2 separate regions of the Homo sapiens genome follow, and region 2 is linked to region 1. Evidence: chromatin loops called from intact Hi-C (ENCODE). Cell type or tissue: Calu3. All regions are shown on one strand. Links, peaks and the distances in the headings refer to the core of each region. The heading gives the core; the rest is flanking DNA. Region 1 has its middle 170 kb from the start of CLCN4. Region 2 has its middle 98 kb from the start of CLCN4.

Region 1 (8,339 bases), core at 293-8,292:
CCAAACGCTTCTAATGAAAATTCATCACTTCATGGATGCATTTGAGGGGTTGGTTTGTCGGGGCTGAAACTGACTAAGTCAATTCTATCACACAGGTATTTCACTAATAGTGGCTTCCTGCCCATCACCCACCTTCATCCAGTGGGTAAAGTTTCATTCTGTTTAAGTTTCCTGAACCCATCTGTGACCTTAGCATTCATTCTATGGGCAAAAATTTAAACATATAATTCAGCAAAACAGAATCAAAGGAAAAGGAAGAAGTGTGTGTGGGGAGGGTGGGTGAAGAGGAAGAGGAAGAAAGGAAGGGAGGGAGGGAGAAGTTTCCACCTCTCCTTTTTCTATTTGCAGAGGGTATACACGATGGGAAGAGGGAGAGCAACCACAGTAAAAATGATAATGTTTATAGACAGGAGTTGAAAAAGTCTCCATCTGGCTTATCTTTCCATTCATATTGTTTCAGGTTGTGACTAAATAGGTAGTCGATTCTCTTCCTTCAAGATCTCATCATTTACTATTTCTGGAGACAGGCGGTGGACTCTTTAGTACCCAGTGGAGACTTGTGTGGGGTGGAGCCTTCTCTCTTTTGCTGCAGAAACTGGTACTCAACAACAAGCATCTAAGGCATCTAGATGTACAATATCACTGACTAGATGATTCTGATTAAAATTGTATTTGATAGGAAGGGGTTTCCTTTAATTTTTTACCTTTTTTGCAACCAGTATGGGCACTATTTGAGGCAGACAAGGTGTACCCTCAAGAAGTTTCTAGTTCAATAATGGAGACGGGAAACCTGCAATGCTTGCCCCTTCCTGATCACTTGCAGTGCCATGCAAGAAACATAGAGTCCAGGTTTAGCAGGGTTTTCAGTCTCAAGCAGTGGTCCTCAACCAGAGGCAATTTTGTCCCCACCCCCAGCCCCCGCGGGGACAATTGGCAATGTCTGGAAACATTTTTGGTTGTCACAACTAGAAGGGGGTGCTCCTTACATCTAGTTTGTGGATCCCGGGGATGCTGCCAAACATCCTGCAGTGCACAGGATGACCCTCACCACAGAGAATGATTCGGCCCCAAATGTCAATAGTGATGAGACTGACAAACCTGTTCTCAATCGAAATTCTAAAGACTAAGTTAGAACTCATACTAAGGGGAAATTTAAATACAGTGTTAGAGCAATATGTGAAATGGGGCAATTAATTAATGTCCCCAGGTCCCTTGCCCTGAATATAACTCCTCTGTCTCCAGAGCTTCCCTCCATGGGGCTTGGTTTGATGCCGCACCCTCACTAGTCCCCACAACCTAGTACCATGTCTCCCCTGACCTATAGGTTTTTCCTCAAAATCACCTTCACGTGAATCATCTCAGATTCCACATCTTCTGAGAAGGGGTGTGACTTACTTGCAAAGGTGGATGGATTGGGTCTAGAGAAACCTTGAGGAACATGCAGCATCCCCACCCCACAGCCTGACCTACCACACCAGCAGAGGTTCTGGAAAAGAGCTCTGAGAAGGGGCTGGATGGACTCCGGGGAGGGCCCTCTGGCTCCTGGGAAGTGAGTCAGGGCCGAGCAGGGGCAGCCCGGCCACAGGTGACCAAGAGGAGGAGCTGCGAGCTTTGGAGGCCATTGAGACAACACACTCTGAAGGCTGAGGAGCTCCCAGCCAGCCTAGCAGTCCCGAGTGGAGGAGAGTGCCAAACATAGGCTCAGCACAGCTGCAGCTGCAATGTCACCGCAGTCACCCACAGAACAGCAGAACTGAAGTGTGGGAGGAAGCTGGCATCCCCCCCTCATCTGGGTACTCCCGCAACAGGGACCATGGCTCTTTTTCTTTGTGTGCTCTAGCACCCAGCACAGGGCCAATCTATGATAAATGCCCAGTGGATGTCTGTTTAGTGGATTAGTGGCTTGATTACATAATTAATTATCAGGGACCACCCTGGGAGTAGCTGGTGTGGCAGATGGGCTCTAGTGTGGCTCCCCGTTCCCCCCTGCCTCGGCCCCAGTGTCCACGCTCTTGTGTAACTCCCTCTGATTGAGTGTAGGTAGGACTTGCAACTTGCCTCTTATAGAGTGGTTAGATTCATTATGGCAAAGGTGATAGGAGGGACATGATTACCTGTACCTGACAGAGTGCCCGTCTCCTTGGCATCTCCCTCTCTCTTTGCTGGCTTTGAAAAAGCAAGCTGCCATGTTGCGAGCTGCCTGTGGACAGAACCATGTGGCTAAGTGGCCATCGGCCTGGGAGAAACTGGGGCCCTCAGCTCAGCAACTTGCTGGGAACTGCATGCTGCCAACAACCTGAATGAGCTGGGAAGAACCCCCACCTGCACCTGGGAGGCCCCGACCTCCCTGGCCACCACTCTGATACAGCCTTGCAGTGGACCCAGTTAAGCCATGCCACGAGACACAAACACAGCAATAGATAAGCAATACAACTGGACTATGATAAATTTCAGCCATGCTCGCTTCCCACAAACCAGACATTCATGGAGTGGTTTTGCTGTCCTCTGCCCAGCACCAAGTACACGCCCAGTCTTGTCTTTCTCTGTGAAGTCTGGGTAAGGTCTGTCCTATTCATCCATCATTTTCTCTGTGCACTGACTGGCCTTTAAACAAACCCAAAGAAGGGGCTAAATCTCCCTTCATTTCTTCCATTTCCATCACCACTTCCCATCTCTGAGGTCCAATGACCCACACCAAAATTTGCCAAAATTCATTTGAGCCACTTCACATACATTGGGCTAACAGCAAAATTTATAGGCAGTAAGCCTTATAGATACAATTTTTATAGCTTCATATGAACCCTAAAACGCAAGCAAAGTGGGAGAAGAAAGAATATTCTGGCAGATGAAACTTCATTAGCTGTTAGAATCATGGAGTGCTACAGATGGAAGGGACCCCAGAGATTACAGGTCTGAAACACTTATCTCACAAAATAGGAAAGTGGATCAAGAGCAAGGAGGAGAAAATTTCAGGATCACACAGGGACTTAACGGGTGGGACAGAATTCTTTTAATACCCAGTCTTTCATTACATACATTCCTGTCCTTCAAATTCAGGGTAGAAAACTTTTCAGTCTCTGCCATTCTGTGACCCAAGAATTTTCCCAAGCATGATGGCTACTTCTGAAAGGGATCTTTCCCTCTTTTTCATCTTTTATATATTGAGACTTTCAAAACTCTGCTGAAATCCAGGAAAACAATCCTATTAGATGAAGGCCACAGCTGTTATCTTTACCAGGGGAGTGTACTCAGGTAGGGATCCCATTTTCAAATATGGCACATGTTTTAAATGGAATGAACCGTGAGCGAGCTCTACCTTCGTGGAGCTGCTGTTGGCTTGGCCTTTGGACTCACAGCGTATCATCCTGCTGTGCCCAAACCTAGCATTGGGCAGACTTTTTCCCCAAAAAAAATTTGGGTTGAGATTGGACAGCATTTCAAATTTCTGTAATGAGGGTCATTACACATTTTTAAGACTTGACTAGTCCCACTGCCTCCGGGTTGGCTGTTTAAAAACACAAAGGGTTGGCAGAGTTTAGGTGAGCTGCTCACATTTGGGGTTTTTACGTATAATTTTTAGACTTATGAAAGATAAAATAAGGTGCAAACCCCTTTCATAAAAGGCCCCATCTGCTGCAAGAAAAATTATTGTTATCATGTGTGAAAATTCAACTACATGGTTAAGGGGGAAATCAGAGCATAATCCAAAAGTAAAAAAGATCACGTTTCCCTAAATTCCATATCTCATTCTGTCTCCTCCGGTTCATTCCAGTATAAGATACACATAGCAGACCTTCAGCTCTCTGCACCTGTGGCACCAAATATAGCATTTGTTTGTAATCACAGAAAACTTGATTTTCATTCATTTAAAGCCCAGGGTAACCACGAACTTATGTGGGAGTTCAGAATGAAGCCAGAAATGCCCTAGGCCCACCCCCTGGAGAATCTGATTGGTCTGGGCTTTGGGCTTACTGGGAATTGCTTTCACCTGCCTCCATCCTCTAGTTGACGCTGACTCATGCTGCCAGCTAGCTCCGGGAGGGCATTGAAGCCAGCTAACGGGCGCCTGAGCTGTGACATCTTGGGGGCCTCTGCTCATTTGATGTTTCCAGTGCTAAAAGGTCTCGGCCTCACTGCTGGATTTACTCTTTTGACTCTCCCCAAGGGAAGGTGAAACAGTGACTCATGGCCAGCAGGATTTAAAACGACATTGACTCACAAATCTCAAAGTTAGTAGGTTTGTCGTAGTTCACAAATGCAGTCTGCATTTACGGTCATCTTCACAATATTTCTAATTGTGAAGAGCTGTTTTTCCGTCTCAATAAAATGCTAAGTGTCTAGAAATAGGTTCTGAGCAGCCTTTTCTTTTAGGAAAAAAAAGCGTAGTCTTAAATGGTACCACCATTTATCCAATTGCTCAAAACAGAAAGTTCATCCCCAACCTGCATGTCCAAGGAGTCCAAAGTTCTGTTGACCCAACATTTTCTTCTTATTTATTTGAGACAGGTTCTTACTCTGTCACCCAAGCCGAAGTGCAATGGCGTGAACAAAGCTTACTACAGCCTTGACCTCCTGGGCTCAAGCAATCCTCTCACCTCAGCCTACCGAGTAGTTGGGACTACAGGCATGTGCCACCACATCTTGCTAATTTTTGTATTTTTTGTGGAGATGGGGTCTATGTTGTCCAGGCTAGTCTCAAATTTCTGGGCTCAAGGAGTCCTCCCACGTTGGCCTCCCAAAGTGCTGAGATTACAGGCGTGAGCCACCGCATCCAGTCCCATTTTCTTCTTTATTGTGTTTATTAATTATTGAGTAGAAATTTTAAAAAACTACATGTTTTTAAAATCATTTCAAAATACATTCATGTGTTTGCATCACTGAATCAATTTCAGAAAATGAATGTTACCATTATTTTGTTCCCTATGTGCCTCACCCCAAATTCACTCCCTTTCTCAAGGTTTCTTAACCTCAGCACTACTAATCTTTGAGACCAGATAATTCTTTGCTGTACAGGCTGTCCTGTGCATTGTCAAATGTTCATCAGCGTCGTCCCTGGCTTCTACCCACTAGATGTCAGTAGCACCCTCTCCCCCAGTAGTAACCAGACATTGCCAAATGTCCACAGTAGTCTCCAGATATTGCCAAATGTCCACAGTAGTCTCCAGATATTGCCAAATGTCCACAGGAACCAAAATCACCCCTAGTTGAGAACCACTGCTCTAGAGGTAAATCCTATTCTGAATTTTGTGTTTGTCATTTCTTGCTTGTAGTTTTTATCACTTGTATTTGTGAAAATATTGTTTGGTTTTAAGTTTTTTGAAATTCTTATAAACTTAATTGTTAAGAAAAATGTACACACAACTTACAACTGACCTCGTGTCCTTTCAATGCCATACTGGAACATTACCCAACAGGCTAATCAAGGAGCATTAAATTCTCTAGATGACTATAATTCTCTTTATCTACTATTGACCAGGGCCCAGGCTCTGGAAAGTTACATGTTGACTTGCACATTTTTTTTCCAGTATAGATGAAATGTATTTCTGCTGGGTAGAGAAGATAACCCCAAAGGTTATTATTTTATTGCCCTGTGGGATATAACCAGTTTTGTCTCTTAACTTTGCAAATGCATTTCAGCCTTCTCGCGACTACATAAATCTCTGTTCCTCAAGTGGTCTTAGAAGCAGCTTTGCCATCCTGCTGGTTCTCTTTTGTGAATTGAATAATTTTTCCTTCTACACATTCCTCCCATAATTGTATGAGTCATGTATGAGAGGAATTTTTTGAAAATTAAACACAATCATCCTAATGTATGATTCTACAATTTACTTTTGTTAATACTATGTTCCTAAAATTCATGTATGCTGTTGAGTGTAGTTTTAGTTTATTAATTTTTATTGTAGTATAGTCTCCTATTGTGTGAATATATTGCAACTTTATTTATCTGTGCAATGTTGATGGATGTTTAGGTTGTAACCAGTTTTATTGCTGTTATAAATATACTGCTTTTTAATTCATGTTCATGTCTCTTGATATACAAGCCCAAGAATCTCTCAAGGGATTGTACTTTAGGATGGAACTTCTGAGTCATAGAGCATGTGTATCTTCAAGTTTTTGAGATAATGCAAACATATTTTCCCAAGAAAATGATCAAGTTTACAGCACCACCAACAGTGCAGAAGTGCATTATTGCTCCACTTCTTAAAATCTCGTAGGTATATATTAAATTAAAATTGTTCTGTCCTAGATTAATTTGTACTTCCCGATTATGATACAGTTGGCATATGTTCATATGTTGGTTGGTTTTTCTTCTGTGAAGTTCTTCCATAAATATTTTCTCTTTTGTTTCTATTGGATTATTTACCTCTTTCTTATTCACGTATAGGAGTTATTTTTATACACTGGATAATAATCCTTCTTCAATTTCTTGAGGTTCAAGTATCTTCTCCCAAATTTTGGGTTTTTATTTCACACACTATGTGGCAGCTTTTGCACCTTTCATGTTAAAATCCTGTTTTTATAATATATTTAAAGTGCATCTCTTATCTAGTCTGGCAATCTTTGCCTTTTAATTGGAATATTTAGACCATTTCACTTAATGGGATCATAAATATGGTTGGGTTTAAATCTAACTAGATTTCTATTTATTTTCTATTTGTCTCAATTTGTTATTTTTTTTTCTTTTCCTGCCTCACTTTATCTCCACAGTGAGCTTATTAGTCATTCCTCTTTTAGTTTTTTAGTGGTTACTCTTGGGTTTGTAATATGCATCTTTCACTTGTCCCACTCCACTTTAAATACCATCAAGACACTTCACAGATAGTGTGCCAACATTCACACAGGAGCCTTCTGGGTCCCCCTTCCTGTTCTTGTGCTGATGCTGCCATACATTTTATTTCTATGTAGGAGACAACTTGACTTGCAATACATTACTTTTTTTTTCTTTAAACGGTCAATTATCTGTTACAGAACTGTGGTTTTTTTTTTTCAAAGGAGAAAGCCTATTTTGTATTTACGCAAATATTCACCACACCCTGTGCTGTTCATTCTTTTGTGTAGATCCACATTTCCATCTGGTATTATTTTTCTTCAGCCTGAAGAACATCCTTTAAGATTTCTTGTAGGACAGACTTGCTGGCAACAAATTCTCTCAGCTTTTGTTTGTCTGAAAGATTATCATTTCACTTTTTTTTGAAGTATATTTTCATTAATATAGAATTCTAGATTGACCAATTTTTCTTTAAGCCCTGTAAGATGTGCCTTTTCTTCTGGCTTCTGTTGTTTCTGTTGAGAGGTCAGCAGTTATTCTTACAACATTTCCTATATATAACATGTCTTTTTGCCCTATCTGCTTCTTTAATTTTTTCTTTATTACTGGTTTTCAGAAAGTCGATTATGATATGCGTTGATATGATTTCCTTTGTGTTTCCCCTGGTTGGGTTTTGTTGAGATTCTTTGAATATATAGTTTTCATTAAATACAGAAAATTTGGGGACATTATTTCTTCCAGTATTTTTCCTGCCTCCCTCTCTTTCTGGGACTCCAACTGTCCATATGCTAGACTATTTAATATTGTCCCACTGGTCACTGAAGTTCCATTTTCTTTTTTCAGCCCTTTTTCCTCTGTGTGCTGTAGTTTGAATGGTTTTATTGCTATGTCTTCAGGTTCTCTGATATTTTCCTCTGCAGTGTCTAACCTGCTATTAAGCCATCCAAGAGAATTTTGAAATCATATTTCTCATCTACGGAAGTTCAATTTTGCTCTTGTTATATCTTCCATTTTTCTCCTCATTATGTTCATTATGAAATTGCTCACCATATTTATAATAACTATGTTTTAAAGTCCTTGTCTTCTGCTTATTACATCATCTCCGTCATTTTGGGGCTTGTATCTATGAACTGAGTTTTTGCCTGATTATGGGTCATATTTAAATGTTATTTGCATTTTTTGTAATTTTGTAATAGATCCCAGACATTATGAGTTTTACATTGTTTTCCAGATTTTGTTGTCTTCTTTTAAAGAATGTTGAGTTTTTATTTAGCATGTGATTATATGTTAATCTGTTCGATGCTTCCGAGGCTTGGTTTTAAATTTTATTATGGTGGGTTTAGGTTTGTCTAGGGCCAGTTTTTATCTACTACTAAGAAGAGGTCTCAATCACATGCTCAGCACTTTTAGGTCTCTACTGAATGCCCACGTGTTTTGTGAGGTCTCTCCACTCAGGTTGGTCAGCCCCATGTGAACTCTGAGAATTGTGCAGCTTACCACTCTCTAGTAGTGGTTCTTATGGAATCTCATCCTACGTGTATGCAGTTGAGCCAAAACTTCAAGGAGTCCA
Region 2 (8,339 bases), core at 39-8,038, 73 kb after region 1:
AGGAAGAATTGGGCAGAGGAAGCTTCCAGACTGTGATGTTGACCTGGCAACTTCTCCATCAACCCAACAGGGAGCTCTAGAGTAAAGATTACCCTTAGAGGAGTCTCACATTGGGCAGAAATGGCTAGAGCCTTTATTGTCTTGTTCAGTCCTTGGCCAGCGACTGCTCTAAGAAGTGCATGTCCTTGGCTCTAAAGCTAATAGAGCGAATGAAATACACTCCTCAAAGCTTAGCAGCAAGATTTTTTCTTGAAGCTTGAGAAAGGATCTAAGCATCATATCTTCACATCTGCCGTGACCAGCCACCCTTCCACTGGGAAGTAGCTCCACTCTCAAATTCATGTAATTCTAACAGGGCAAGGAGTTAAGACCCCCTTTCTTTCCCACAGACTGAGCACATACCCCAGGATAGGTCAATCCAAATCAATTTTGAACATTAGGCATGGGGTGGCCAAGGTCTCTTTCTCTGCAGTAACTCTAAGGACCATATAACTTGGAGCTTCTTGGGGATGTCTTGTCACCATGTGGATATACCTTTCTAAGAATCAGGCTGAGGCAAGCAGAATCAAGAGATGGAACAAGAGACAAGAAAATAGAGACCTGCTGGTTACGGATAAGACACCTATGGGCCACTTCAAATCCTCTTGGCCTCTGCCCTGACTCCACCAACTGCTACTGACACCAGTTCCATGTAGGCTTTGACCAGCCTCATGCAGGTGCAACCTGACAATGTTTTCCACCCTGAGACTCCTCTGAGACTGCAATGAGTTCATTTTCTACTCTGTAGCTTCTCTCTCATAAGACACCTGTTGAACTGGCTCAGCACTCACCTGTGCAACCCATCCATATGAGGGGTGCCAATACCCAGGGGGCCACACTTGATGAATGAGGGACAGAGCTGATGAATAAATGCTTCCCCCTTTGTCACCAAGAAGGGCAGTCCTGAGATGGGTTCTATAAGGCTCTCCTGAAGATCCCATATGGCGTTGAGCTCCAGTTTCCCATGGTGCCAGCCAACTCATTTTTGCATCCTTCTCTTAGGTCTCTTGCATTCCCTTTCCCGTGCTGCTCCCAAATAAACTACCCTCACACGAGCCTTTGTCTCAGCCTCCTTGATGGGGGAACCCAGTCTATGACAGCACTGTTTGAATACCTGGATCCAGCTGTTCTTCAAACTACTTCTTTGGACTTCCCAGTTCCTTGAGCCAACAAAGTTATAAAGTTTTTTTTTCCTTTGGTGTGTGTGTGGGGGGAGGGGTGGTTTGGAGTGTGTGTGTGTGTGTGTTTAAGCTAATTTAAGTCTTTGTGATTTGCAACCAAAAAAGAACTTATCAACACAACTCCATTTTCCTCTTCTAAGTCACCATCATACCTCCATGACGGTCCACCACCACTTCTACCTTTCCAACATCCCTCTACCCTCCCAGTTAGCTCTAGTAAGATGAAGTATCATAATTGACTCCTCCTCATCCATCTCATCCCACAGGTATGGGGATGCCAAATCTCCCTGGAGATGCCAAATCGCCTCCAGATATGAAATCTTTCAACCTTTCGGTGGCTTTGAATCTAAAGTGTGTCTCTTGTAAATGGCACACTGAGTTTGAAGTGCCTGAGGGATCTTCAGCTGCATCCAAACAGGAAGTTAAAGAAGCCAATCTGGAGTTCTGGAGATAGACCAAGGTCAGAGACTGGGGAGGGATGGTCAAAACCAAGACCCTGGCTAAGGTAGCAGACAGAGCTTGTACAGATGAGAAGGCCAAGGCTGGAGCCCTGCAAGCCCATATTTATGGGTAGGAGGAGGGCAATGCTCATTGTCACTTACCTCAAAATTACGGGCATGTCATATAGGCCCAGAAGAAACCTCAGCAGCAAAATAGCAGGTGCCACAGAAGGTGGAAAAGGATTCAGGAGGTAGCAGGACCCACACTGAGTGCTCCTTTCCTCACACAGGGACCCCCATCTGTCTGGGCATTGGCAAGAATCTGGATCTGGAGGTACAAGTGAGCCATTTCAGCATCTTCAGCCACAAGATAGGCATGCATCTTCCCTCTGAGATAGCTCTTTTGTCAGTGCCAATCAGATCACTAAAGGCTATTTTTGACTGAGGCAGGAACATGGTTTCGGAGCCTAAAACTCATTTTCTGCCCTCTCCTAGACTCAAATCTCTCATTTGTTATCCTAGATTTTCCATTTCTTCATTAAAAATATCCGTTTCTGGTGGCTATTGATTACTTCCATGGCAGAGTGACAGACCTGAAATCTATTTCATTTGGAATTTGCACACAATGAAGGACTCTGGAAATGTCTTCAGCTCAAATTGCATCAGGAGGGATTTCCAAAGGGAGAGGGCAAGAGCTGACGTCCCACAAACCTGGTCTAACTTGGCTTCAAGAGGATTAGTAAGTGTGCATCCCAAGGAGGATACAGTGTGAGGTTAGCTGAATAGAAGGGGAGGTGACAGCTGATTTTTGAGAAGGCATTTTGATGAAGTTTCTAAGCAAGGAAAAAATACTTGCTGACAGACAGCAGTCAATACTGTGATAGCAGACAATTTTCTGGGGCTTTGACTAGGAAAGCATTTTGTCTTAAGCAAAGCATCCATATTGCAAATGCCAGACAGTTAGCATAGGCAGCACACAGTCACGACATTTGAAACTTTGGATGTTGGAGTTCACTGCTCTTCTAATTCTTTCTAAACATACTGCTTCTAATATTTGTCTTTGAAGATTATATCATAAAAGACAAGACAAATTCATTGGTCACTGTTCCCAAAACATTAGTTTGCCAAAACTGAACTATGTATCACAAGAATAAATAGAATCGGATCCCTGGTGCTTGCATTTTGCAGGACTGTGTACTCCAGTAAGATGGTTGGGGGTGTGGAGGAGTAGAGGAGCTAAACTTCAAGATGCAAAGGGCAAAAACATTCGTTTCAGCTCCCTGATCCTGGATATCTCTTTGGTCCGCATGTTAATTTGCAAAGAGAAGCTTGGCAGTGCCCATTTTTCTAAGCCTTGACGTATTAATCGGTAAATTAAAAAAAAAAAAAACCTATGGACTAGCTTAGCACAGAGGTGTCAAATGGTTCTTACTGCTTTCAACATCATTTCAACTCATTTGCAACATTTGCAAATGAGTTATACACAGTTTCTCAAGCTGAAAAGGACTAATTGAGTATCTGCCATACAATCAAACCAGAGGCTGGCAAATTATGGCCCGTGGGCCAAATCCATCCCACCACCTGGGTTTGTGTGGCCCACAGACCTTGCTGGAGCAAGCTGCCACTGTTAGTGGGGAGACCAGCCAGAGCATCACCCTCTGCCCCCTATTTCCCCCTCTGTTCCCACAACCTGCCTCCCAGGCCAGTGGCACTGATCAGGGCCCACACTGGACACCGCCTACACAGTGAGGTCTCTGCTGTGGGCGACTGCTGGGCTTCAAGCAGTCCAGGACCCTTCAGTCAACTGCCCAAGTTCAGATGGCCCAGTTCTCCAAAAGGAGAGAAGGGTGCACCAGAATGTCACCAGGGCAGAGAGCGAAACAGATCATGGTAGCGATCCTTCCCCAGATCCAGGCCCTCCCCCTTCCTCCCAGAGCCTATGGTTCAGATTCAAAGGGCGGTCACTTTTCCCCTAGAGAAAGTCTGCAGTAGATGGCACCTGGGCAGAAAGCTGCCTGCCATCCAGGACCAGCCACCCTAATCAAATGGGGCAGGGAGCCACAGGACTTCTCTCTCGTTATCTCAGAATTCACATGGTATTCTCAGTTTTGCCTTTTGGCCTGCAAAACCCGAAATATTTACTATCTGGCTCTTTGCAGGAAAAGTTCAGGACCCCTGGTATAAATTCCCATAAAACACTGGATCCAAATAGAGTAATCATTAAGGTGAGGAGGAGGCTGGAGAAGGAGAAAGCCCTGAGGGCCTATGTTGGGAAATCAGAGGTTCGTAACATGCATTTAAGAGAAAGATGCAAACTATAGATTTACATAACTGAATCCACAAACTTCTGCAAGTTGCATTCATTTCTTACCTGTTGTGTCATCTGCACACCAGGCTTGGTTATGTGGGGTATTTGAATGCCACCTACTGGGCACAAATGGCCTCCAATCATTGGAAATGATTGTTCACACTTGAAAAAAAAAAGGAGGTAATAGCTGGCATCTGACTGCATTGCCCGCACTGGGTCACACTGCACACCACAGCTGGCTGAAGGGCTTGAAGTACAGGGAAAGGTATTCTCTGTGGCAATCAAATTTCTCACTCGAGCAGAGTTTCTCAGCCTCTTTGTGAGAGGGCTGTCCTGTGCTGTCAGATGTATCTCAGCCTCCCTGGCCTCTACTCATGTAGCAGACTGAATAGCGTCCTCTGAAAAGATACGTCCAAGACCTAAACCCCAGTACCTGTGAATGTAACCTTATTTGGAAATAGCATGTCTTTGCAGACGTCATCAAGTTAAGGACCTCAGGATGAGATTATGCTGGATTTAGGGTGGGTCCTAAATCCAATGACAGGTGTCCATGTGAGAGAAATGAGAGGATGATTTGAGATGCAAAGACACAGAGGGGAAGGCCGTGTGAAGTCAGAGACAGAGACTGGAGTGCTGCTGCTATAAGCCATGGAATGTCAATGACCGCGAGTGACCAGCCAGACCTAGGAGAGAGGCACAGAAAGGATTCTCCCTCAGAGTCTCCAGAAGGGACCAACCCTGCTGATATCTTCTTTTCAGATTTCTGGCCTCCAGAATTGTGAGATAATAAATTTCTGTTATTTTAAGCCACCAAGTTTGTGGTAGTTTGATACATACAACATCAGGAAACGAATACAACCTACTAGATACCAGTCGCGTCCTACCCCAGTTGTGACAATCAAAAATGTCTCCAGATATTGCCAAATGTCCCCCGAGGAACAAAATCGCTCCTGATTGAGAACCACTGTGTGAGCACTATGCCCTCCAATCTGAAAGGAAGGAATTCTGGAGCTCTGTGAAGGCTGCCCAGCCATCCTACAAATTGAACAGTAGGTGAATACCATTGACGTGTGAGGCAAATGGGAAATGCAACCAAACTGAGGGAGATGAAATGCAGAAACGACTAGGAACTTTCTTTTTTGTTGATGCAGACATTTTGTTGACACAGACATTCTCTGTAAACCACCACTAGACACAGCAGGAACCCTTTTTAATCCATTTTGATCACAAAACATTAAGAGAATGATTGTCTTCACTTTTTTGTGAGGTAGGAGGTGAGACCAATGTCCTAGAAATAGAAACTAGTGACCATCACACGCACTGGGAGTCCCTCCTGTCACACAAGCGTGTGCCACGGAGAAAGTGCAACAAAGGCATTGCTTCTGCCTCCTGACTCTTGGCCTCTTCCACTACCAGTTAAAGCAAGATGTTAACTTTACCTCTGTTTCTGGAAGTGAACTTGGGCCACTTCCAAAAAGAGTGTAGCAGTGCTGTTGCTGGGTAGAAGTGTGAGCTTGAGAATCAGGCTGCCTGGCTTCAGAGCAGAGCTCTGCCTTGCACTAGCTGTGTGAGCATGCTCAAGCCACAAAACCTTTCCAGCCCTCATGTTCTCATCTGTAAAATGGGGGTAGCCATGGTGTGCTCAGCTTAGAGTGAGTATTCAAAATGTAATGAACATCAAACAGGCTCAGCCTAGAGTTTGACTGGCATAGTAAAGTGTTCAGGAAATATTTGCTCTTATTACCCAGAATGAAGAACATTCATGAATTAGCCAACCAATCTAGTGAGAACATTAAAGATTTATGCTTTGAAGGCACTACCAGAGGAGCAGAGCTACAAAACCTTTGGATTCCAAGTGCCCCAAAATGGAGCATGTTTGGGCATTGAATTTTTGATTATTTGGATAAAGGATTATCCACACAAAAAAATAGTGTGGGTAATCAAAAGCAGAAGTTAATCCAGAAATAACTGAACTACAGTCAGCAAATGCCATCAACACAGATCTCACTCCCAGCAATAGATAACCTACCTACATGCGAGGTCAGGGTCTCTGCCCTGAGAGGCCGCCAGCAGATTCATGACAGAAAGCCTCAGAGAGTAGCCAACTCTGACCTTGATTTGGTTACAGTAGTCCACAAAGCTGATTTCTGAAAGCAAAAAGGACAGCTAAACATCACAATGACATTGGATCTCCAAAACACAAGTCAAAAATATGTAATTTTTAAAAATGTGAATAGTGGTTGTATTAGTTTCGTATCACTGCTGTAACAAATTACCACAAATTTAGCGGCTTAAAACATCAAAGATTTATTATCTCATAGTTCCAGAAGGCAGAAGTCTGAATGGATCTTATGAGTTAAAAACAAAGGTGTTTTTGAAAAGATCAACAAAACTGATAGGCCACTAGCAAGACTAATAAAGAAGAAAAGAGAGAAGAATCAAATAGACACAATTAAAAATGATAAAGGGGATATCACCACTGATGCCACAGAAATACAAACTACCATCAGAGAATACTATAAACACCTCTATGCAAATAAACTAGAAAACCTAGAAGAAATGGATAAATTCCTCGACACATACATCCTCCCAAGACTAAACCAGGAAGAAGTTGAATCTCTGAATAGACCAATAACAGGCTCTGAAATTGAGGCAATAATTAATAGCTTACCAACCAAAAGAAGTCCAGGACCAGATGGATTCACAGCCGAATTCTACCAGACGTACAAAGAGGAGCTGGTACCATTCCCTCTGAAACTATTCCAATCAACAGAAAAAGAGGGAATCCTCCCTAACTCATTTTATGAGGCCAGCATCATCCTGATACCAAAGCCTGGCAGAGACACAACAAAAAAAGAGAATTTTAGACCAATATCCTTGATGAACATCGATGCAAAAATCCTCAATAAAATACTGGCAAACCGAATCCAGCAGCACATCAAAAAGCTTATCCACTATGATCAAGTGGGCTTCATCCCTGGGATGCAAGGCTGGTTCAACAAACGCAAATCAATAAATGTAATCCAGCATATAAACAGAACCAATGACAAAAACCACATGATTATCTCAATAGATGCAGAAAAGGCCTTTGACAAAATTCAACAACCCTTCATGCTAAAAACTCTCAATAAATTAGGTATTGATGGGACGTATCTCAAAGTAATAAGAGCTATCTATGACAAACCCACAGCCAATATCATACTGAATGGGCAGAAACTGGAAGCATTCCCTTTGAAAACTGACACAAGACAGGGATGCCCTCTCTCACCACTCCTATTCAACATAGTGTTGGAAGTTCTGGCCAGGGCAGTCAGGCAGGAGAAGGAAATAGAGGGTATTCAATTAGGAAAAGAGGAAGTCAAATTGTCCCTGTTTGCAGATGACATGATTGTATATCTAGAAAACCCCATCGTCTCAGCCCAAAATCTCCTCAAGCTGATAAGCAACTTCAGCAAAGTGTCAGGATACAAAATCAACATACAAAAATCACAAGCATTCTTATACACCAATAACAGACAAACAGAGAGCCAAATCATGAGTGAACTCCCATTCACAACTGCTTCAAAGAAAATAAAATACCTAGGAATCCAACTTACAAGGGATGTGAAGGACCTCTTCAAGGAGAACTACAAACCACTGCTCAATGAAATAAAAGAGGATACAAACAAATGGAAGAACATTCCATGCTCGTGGGTAGGAAGAATCAATATCATGAAAATGGCCATACTGCCCAAGGTAATTTGTAGATTCAATGCCATCCCCATCAAGCTACCAATGCCTTTCTTCACAGAATTGGAAACAACTACTTTAAAGTTCATATGGAACCAAAAAAGAGCCCGCAAGTCAATCCTAAGCCAAAAGAACAAAGCTGGAGGCATCACACTACCTGACTTCAAACTATACTACAAGGCTACAGTAACCAAAACAGCATGGTACTGGTACCAAAACAGAGATATAGACCAATGGAACAGAACAGAGCCCTCAGAAATAATGCCACATATCTACAACTATCTGATCTTTGACAAACCTGAGAAAAACAAGCAATGGGGAAAGGATTCCCTATTTAATAAATAGTGCTGGGAAAACTGGCTAGCCATATGGAGAAAGCTGAAACTGGATCCCTTCCTTACACCTTATACAAAAATTAATTCAAGATGGATTAAAGACTTAAATGTTAGACCTAAAACCATAAAAACCCTAGAAGAAAACCTAGGCAATACTATTCAGGACATAGGCATGGGCAAGGACTTCATGTCTAAAACACCAAAAGCAATGGCAACAAAAGCCAAAATTGACAAATGGGATCTAATTAAACTAAAGAGCTTCTGCACAGCAAAAGAAACTACCATCAGAGTGAACAGGCAACCTACA

Evidence for each region. A loop is a pair of places that touch in the nucleus more often than their neighbours do. Peaks named below come from ENCODE experiments on the same cell type or tissue, not always from the same donor. Only the 100,000 strongest peaks of a DNase experiment are listed, where the experiment ranks them.
Region 2: a loop joins it to region 1, with 14 times the contacts of the local background. A loop is called at or near these places in 3 of 110 quality-filtered maps.

What each region holds. Positions count from the first base shown.
Region 1 is chrX:10,323,553-10,331,891 of GRCh38, reverse strand. No RefSeq gene overlaps it. Among named protein-coding and RNA genes, the nearest start is that of CLCN4, 170 kb to the right of the region's middle. In Calu3, for the core only: no CTCF peak of the experiment used is centred there; DNase peaks (open chromatin) are centred at 3,981 and 5,071.
Region 2 is chrX:10,250,665-10,259,003 of GRCh38, reverse strand. No RefSeq gene overlaps it. Among named protein-coding and RNA genes, the nearest start is that of CLCN4, 98 kb to the right of the region's middle. In Calu3, for the core only: a CTCF peak has its summit at 4,039 (motif pointing left); a DNase peak (open chromatin) is centred at 4,103.